Linked DNA regions of Homo sapiens: region 2 is linked to region 1. Evidence: chromatin contacts called from ENCODE Hi-C or POLR2A ChIA-PET data. All regions are on one chromosome and are shown on one strand. Each heading gives the region's core, a stretch centred on a gene start or an enhancer-like site at or near the end of the contact. The rest is flanking DNA. Distances are from core to core; before and after follow the strand shown.

Evidence for each region. Hi-C counts contacts between places; a loop is a spot of excess contacts on that map. ChIA-PET counts read pairs that join two places held with the same protein, here RNA polymerase II (POLR2A). Pooled maps may share reads with other maps.
Region 2: a pooled map shows a loop between it and region 1 (3-fold over the local background). The contact joins the enhancer-like site here to the promoter of CHST14 in region 1. A Hi-C loop is called at or near these places in 1 of 168 maps with a recorded cell type or tissue (CD4-positive, alpha-beta memory T cell) and 6 of 50 pooled maps. POLR2A ChIA-PET finds 5 or more read pairs at or near these places in 12 of 52 experiments (Caco-2, GM12878, H1 and 7 more).

The regions. Positions count from the first base shown.
Region 1 is chr15:40,469,672-40,472,371 of GRCh38, reverse strand. It overlaps CHST14 (carbohydrate sulfotransferase 14), which reads right to left and starts at 1,388. Exons shown (of 1, transcript NM_130468.4): 1 at 1-1,388. The coding sequence starts at 1,158. The coding sequence ends at 28. RefSeq lists enhancers at 1-524, 1,807-1,916 and silencers at 977-1,226, 1,277-1,516.
Region 2 is chr15:40,420,786-40,423,485 of GRCh38, reverse strand. It overlaps IVD (isovaleryl-CoA dehydrogenase), which reads right to left. Exons shown (of 12, transcript NM_002225.5): 12 at 2,178-2,700. Among named protein-coding and RNA genes, the nearest start is that of IVD, 16 kb to the right of the region's middle. Within about 2 kb of position 1,410, at least 9 of the 41 ENCODE cell types and tissues checked have a DNase peak (open chromatin) inside an H3K27ac peak, as active enhancers do.

The DNA of each region.
Region 1 (2,700 bases), core at 139-2,638:
CACCAGCTGCTGGCCCCACACCCATGGTCACTGCTGACACGCCTCCTTGGTGACATTAGGCAGTGGGTAGGCAAAGAGGGAGAAGTCCAGGATATACTTAGGCAGCACATCCTGCAGCAGGGCCCGGGGGGCACTGCACAAGTGGTAATGCAGGCTTTCGGGGCTGGCTGGCCGGTACCAGGCCTGGCGAGCTGGAAATCGGACGTGAGGTGGTGCCCGTACCCACTCCAGCACCTGATTTGCATCAGCCTCCAGCCTCTCATAGGAGCCCACAAAGTCATAGTGCACGGCACAAGGCTGGCACAGGTGGTACACGGGCATCCAATGCTCATTCATGCGCTCAGGGTCCTCATCCACCAGGTATCTCAGGAACTCGGGGAATGTGACATCGTCGCCTGCAGGGCTGGGCCCCGCTCCAGCCCTGTACCGCCTCACTATCTCAGCCCCATAGCGTTGCTGGTACTCTCGGATCTCGCCAAACTTGTTGCGGTAGGCAGAGAGGAGGCGTTCCAAGGGCTCCCGCACAAACAGGAACTTAAAGTAGTGCTGCAGGCGGTAGCGAATCTCCTCAGGCCGCAGGTCGGCCAGGAACACCAGGTCACTGCGGTGGTCCATCTTGAGGCGGACGTCCACGCTGTCCAGGACGCCTGCCAGCACCTTCATCACCCGCTTCCAGTTAGAGCAGGCCACCTTGGGGACGTAGCAGTAGAGGAAGCGGTAACGGTCACTTACGAGGATGTGGCGCAGCAGGGTGCGCCGCTGCCCCACCGGCAAGTCCCAGGGGTCCCGGGGCATGCCTGGCTGTCCGCACACCGCCCGCAGGGTCCTGTTCCGGACGTCCTGCCGCACTTGCAAGTCCGCGTCCCCAGCCCTGAGGGACAGGCCCCCAGGCTTGGGGGCTTTCCCGCGCCAGGCTGTGCCCTCGCGGCCGGGCGGGTGCAGGGGCAGGGGCTTCATCTCGGCCAGGATGCCCCGCTCGATCATGAGCAGCAGCCCGCTGGAGGCCACGATCACCGCAAACATCAGCATGGACGGCAGCAGCAGGGGCGGCCCACCCAGCCCCGCCCGGGCCCTGCCCAGAGGGGCCCGCCTCAGCGCCCGGCCCAGGGGCTCGGCGCCATTTGGGGCCGCCAGCGGGGTCAGCGGGCGGGGGAACATGGTGCTCAAGGGGTGGGGGCCTGCGCGGGCCCGGCCGATCCGAGGGCGGCCTGGAAGGCGGGCTCGGGCTGGGGGCGGGAGGAGGGTCTGGGACCGGGGGTAGTTGGGGAGGGGAGGGCAGGGGACAGCCCTGGCGCGTGTAGGGGTGGCCGGCTCCCGGGCTGCGGCGCCGAAGCGGGCGGCGGGCGGCGGGCGCGGCGAGGGACCCGGGCCGGATGTCCCGCCCGGCCGCTCTCCACCCCCGGCCTCGCAGTGACACAGGCGCGGGGGCGGGCCCACGCCGGGGGCGGGGAGAGGGGCGGGCGCCCCTGCGGGGCGCGGGCTTGGGAGGGCGCACGCGGACCCCTACCCGGAAGAGGGCGCCTGAGTCAGGGCCACCCCTGTCCTCTGGGCTTGGGGACAAAAGCTCCTGAGACCTCGAAGGCAGAAAAGACTCGAGGCTGCTCTCCTGCAGCGTGTGTCCTCAGGGAAGTGGACAAGGGGGATTCGCCACAAACTCAGGCCTGTCCTAGCCCTTCCTCCAGCAACGGGTCTGGAGGCAGGGAGGCGGGCAGCGCTCTCTCCGAGTCCAGACGTGCCGGAGGCTGGTCTTTCCAGCTGGAAGCGGAGCCCTCGGTGTGCTCCCCCTTGCCACCCTTAACTCCCTCCGTCCTGCAGGTCGTGGCCACTCCAGGAAGGAGAAGCAGAACTGTCAGACACTGACCAGTCTCCATGGTGACCCTTGTGTTTAGCAATACCTGGGGACTGACTACAGTGCTTGTCCACTGGGTAATGCTGAAATGTCTGGAAATGGAGTCTCCCCTCCTCTGCCTTCTCCTCATGAGGCAGTGGGATAACTGGGCACTCTGGGGAGGGTCTGACACATTGGTCCATCAGCTGCTGGTGTGGCCAACACACATTTGGAAGGGTGAGGAGCTGGGGGCACAAAACAGCAGGGAAACAGCACGTAGTCTCCTTGCCTGGAGCTAGATGTGTGCTCCATGGCACCAGGCTGGTCACTTGGGCGGACAGCAGACCCGAAGTGCTTTGGATGTCAGCAACCACCATTTCCCACTGGGAACCTGGCTCAGTAGCCAGACTTGGTCCAGCTATGTGCTTGCTGCCTGCAGAGAGCCAGCAAGCCTCTGAAGCAGCAGAGGAATATGATTAGAGCCCAAGTGTACTGAGGACAGCGCCCACTAAGTGTTTTATATTCATTATCTCCTTTAGTTGTTACAGCCACCCTGGCAGGGAGCTAGTGTGGACATTCCCTTTGTACAGCTGAAGTAACAGAGGCTCAGGGAAGATGTGACTCAGTATGGGTGGTTCTGAGTCTAAAACCTAAATTTCTAATCACGGCCCTTCAGAGATTAAAGGAGCATATCATGGAATGGCTAGAAGGGAGGAAGCAGCTGACTCGAGGGCGGACTGTACAGAGCAGGTGATGGAAAATAGAAGATACCAGTGGGAGAATGGAGCTACCAGTGATCAGATGAATTCAGAAGGGTGAGGGGACTTGAGGGATGAGGTGATACTAGAGGGCTCACTGATGACCCCACAATC
Region 2 (2,700 bases), core at 161-2,660, 49 kb after region 1:
TCCGTCTTAAAAACAAAAACAAAAACTATCCTTAAAAGTGCTTACAATTAAATCAATAAGTAAGCATGTCACTTAGAGGTATGAAGTGAATTATCAAAAGAAGCCCCTTAAAGATTCAAAAGTGGTTTTGTCCTGGGAGTGGGAATGGGGATAGGAGGGACAGGGGACTTTTATTTTTTTAAATAAGCTTTTAAAAACTGTAGTATTTTTTAAAACAGTGAACATAAAGCATATACAAAAATTTAAGGGCTGGGCACACTGGCTCAACGCCTATAATCCCAACACTTTGGAAAGTGGAGGCAGGAGGATCGCTTGAGCCCAGCAGTTGAGCCCAGCCTGGACAACATGGTGAAAGCCCGGCTCTACAAAAAATACAAAAATTAGTCTGGCATGGTGGTGCACACCTCTAGTTCCAGCTACTGGGGGGCTGGGGGTGGGTGGCAAGGGGGAGGACTGAGGCCAGAGGATCCTTGAGCCAGGGAGGTCGAGGCTGCAGTAAGCTGAGATCACGCCACTGCACTGGGTGACAGAGTGAGATCCTGTCTCAAAAATAAATAAATAAACAAACAAATAAAAATCCTGGCCTAGCTGGGCGTGGTGGCTCATGCCTGTAATCCCAGCACTTTGGGAGGCTGAGGCCGGTGGATCAATTGAGGCCAGGGCTTTGAGACCAGCCTGGCCAACATGGTGAAACCCCGTCTCTACTAAAAATACAAAAATTAGCCAGGCATGGTGGCACATGCCTGTAATCCCAGCTATTTGGGAGGCTAAGGCACGAGAATCGCTTGAACCCTAGATGTGGAGGTTGCAGTGAGCTGGGATCGCGCCACTGCACTCCAGCCTAGATGACAAAGTGAGACTCCGTCTTAAAAAAAAAAAAAAAAAAAAAAAAAAAAAAAAGTCGGCCGGGCGCGGTGGCTCACGCCTGTAATCCCAGCACTTTGGGAGGCCGAGGTGGGTAGATCATGAGGTCGGGAGATCGAGACCATCCTGGCTAACACGGCGAAACCCCGTCTCTACTAAAAATACAAAAAATTAGCCGGGCATGGTGGCGGGCGCTTGTAGTCCCAGCTACTCGGGAGGCTGAGGCAGGAGAATGGCGTGAACCTGGGAGGCGGAGCTTGCAGTGAGCCAAGATTGCGCCACTGCACTCCAGCTTGGGCGACAGAGCGAGACTCCGTCTCAAAAAAAAAAAGCCTTTTATGAAATGATGGTAATAGAGGATAGGCTTCCCCCAACCCCTCTTCCCTTTCATGTCCTTATTGGCTAAAACAAAACGTCGTTGAGTCCTGAAATCCCAAACTGGGGGCCTTGAACCCCAGGCAAAGGCCATATAGGCTGGCTCCGCGCGTTTGCAACCCAACCCCGCGGGCAGCCGGCAGGGGTCAGGCGAGCTCCATGCGACACTCGAGCTGCGTCTGGCAAGCCAGTGCTGCGCTCGAAGAAGCGCGCTGCCTCGAGGGAGAGGGTCAGAGGAAGGACTCTGGACCTGCCCTAGGCTGGGGGTCGCGACAGATGGCCACCTGGGTCTTAGGTCCCAGCTCCCACCCGGCAGGCAGGGACTGGGAACCTCTCTCCAGACCGCGCGGTGTGTTGACACCAGGTCTAGTCCCATTCCACCGAGGGCAACTCACCTTACCGGTCTTCTGAAAGGGGGCCCTGCGCGAAACCTTGCCTCCTGCACTCGGTTGTGCAAAGATCAAGGATCTCAGACTTGAGAGGGTTACATGGGCAAGGGATTGTTATCACTAGATTATATGGATTTAGAATTAGGACTTAGGCTCCTGGGGAAGCCTGCTTTAGGACTCAGATGGTGGTTGTAGAAGATTGCCTTGCAGACTCACCCTTGGGGATGTGATTAGGTCTGGGGCAGGATCCAGGAACCTGCATTTATTCTAGGTTGCCAAATTTTGATAAGGGGTGTGCTCAGACCACGCTTAAAAAACATCCCAAGGTTCTGTTGCCCTCCCACAGGGCAGGCAGCATCAACAGCAGCGAGCTGCCCTGATAGTGTGACCTGCCTAAAATTGGAGTGGAGTAAGAGCCAGCCGCAGGAAGGAGCAGTGCTGGCAGCTGGTGCTGCAGATTTGCCCAATGCATGTAGGCAACCAAACACGCCCACAAGAACCAAAGTAGACGTGCCCCTTGTTCTTCCATTTACCACTCAGGCTGCATGGTTCATTTTGTTTTTTTTGCTTTTAATTTTAAAACATTTATTTTGCTTCACATATAGAACCAGGAAAGAAATCACCTCCCCAAGTCGACAGGGCTTAGACAGACTGGATGAAGCGCCCCATTTTGCCACATTGTCTCCAGGCTGGTCTCTCCAGCCACACATTAAGCCAGCAAGATGGCCCTTTTAGTCACATTCATCTCCAACATAGCAGGGAGCAAGACAAGGAAGTGAAAGGGACTGCCTATGAGCCCAGGATCTTGCCCTCAGGATGGGACGGAACTGGGGTTGGTGAGGAGCCAACCCCACCTGTCTCAAGCCTCAGGCTAGGAACAGCACTTGGCTGCAGGCCAGGACCAAGAGCCAGGATAGGTGCTGCTGGGCTGAGAACCAAGAAAACCAGTTCCCTCTTTTTGGAACTCGGAAGGGGTGGAACAACCCAGACCCATTCCCTTCTCAGATCACACTCTATCCAGACTGCTGTACAGTGCGGCCCAAAGCTGGAATTCTCAGAACACCCCCATTTT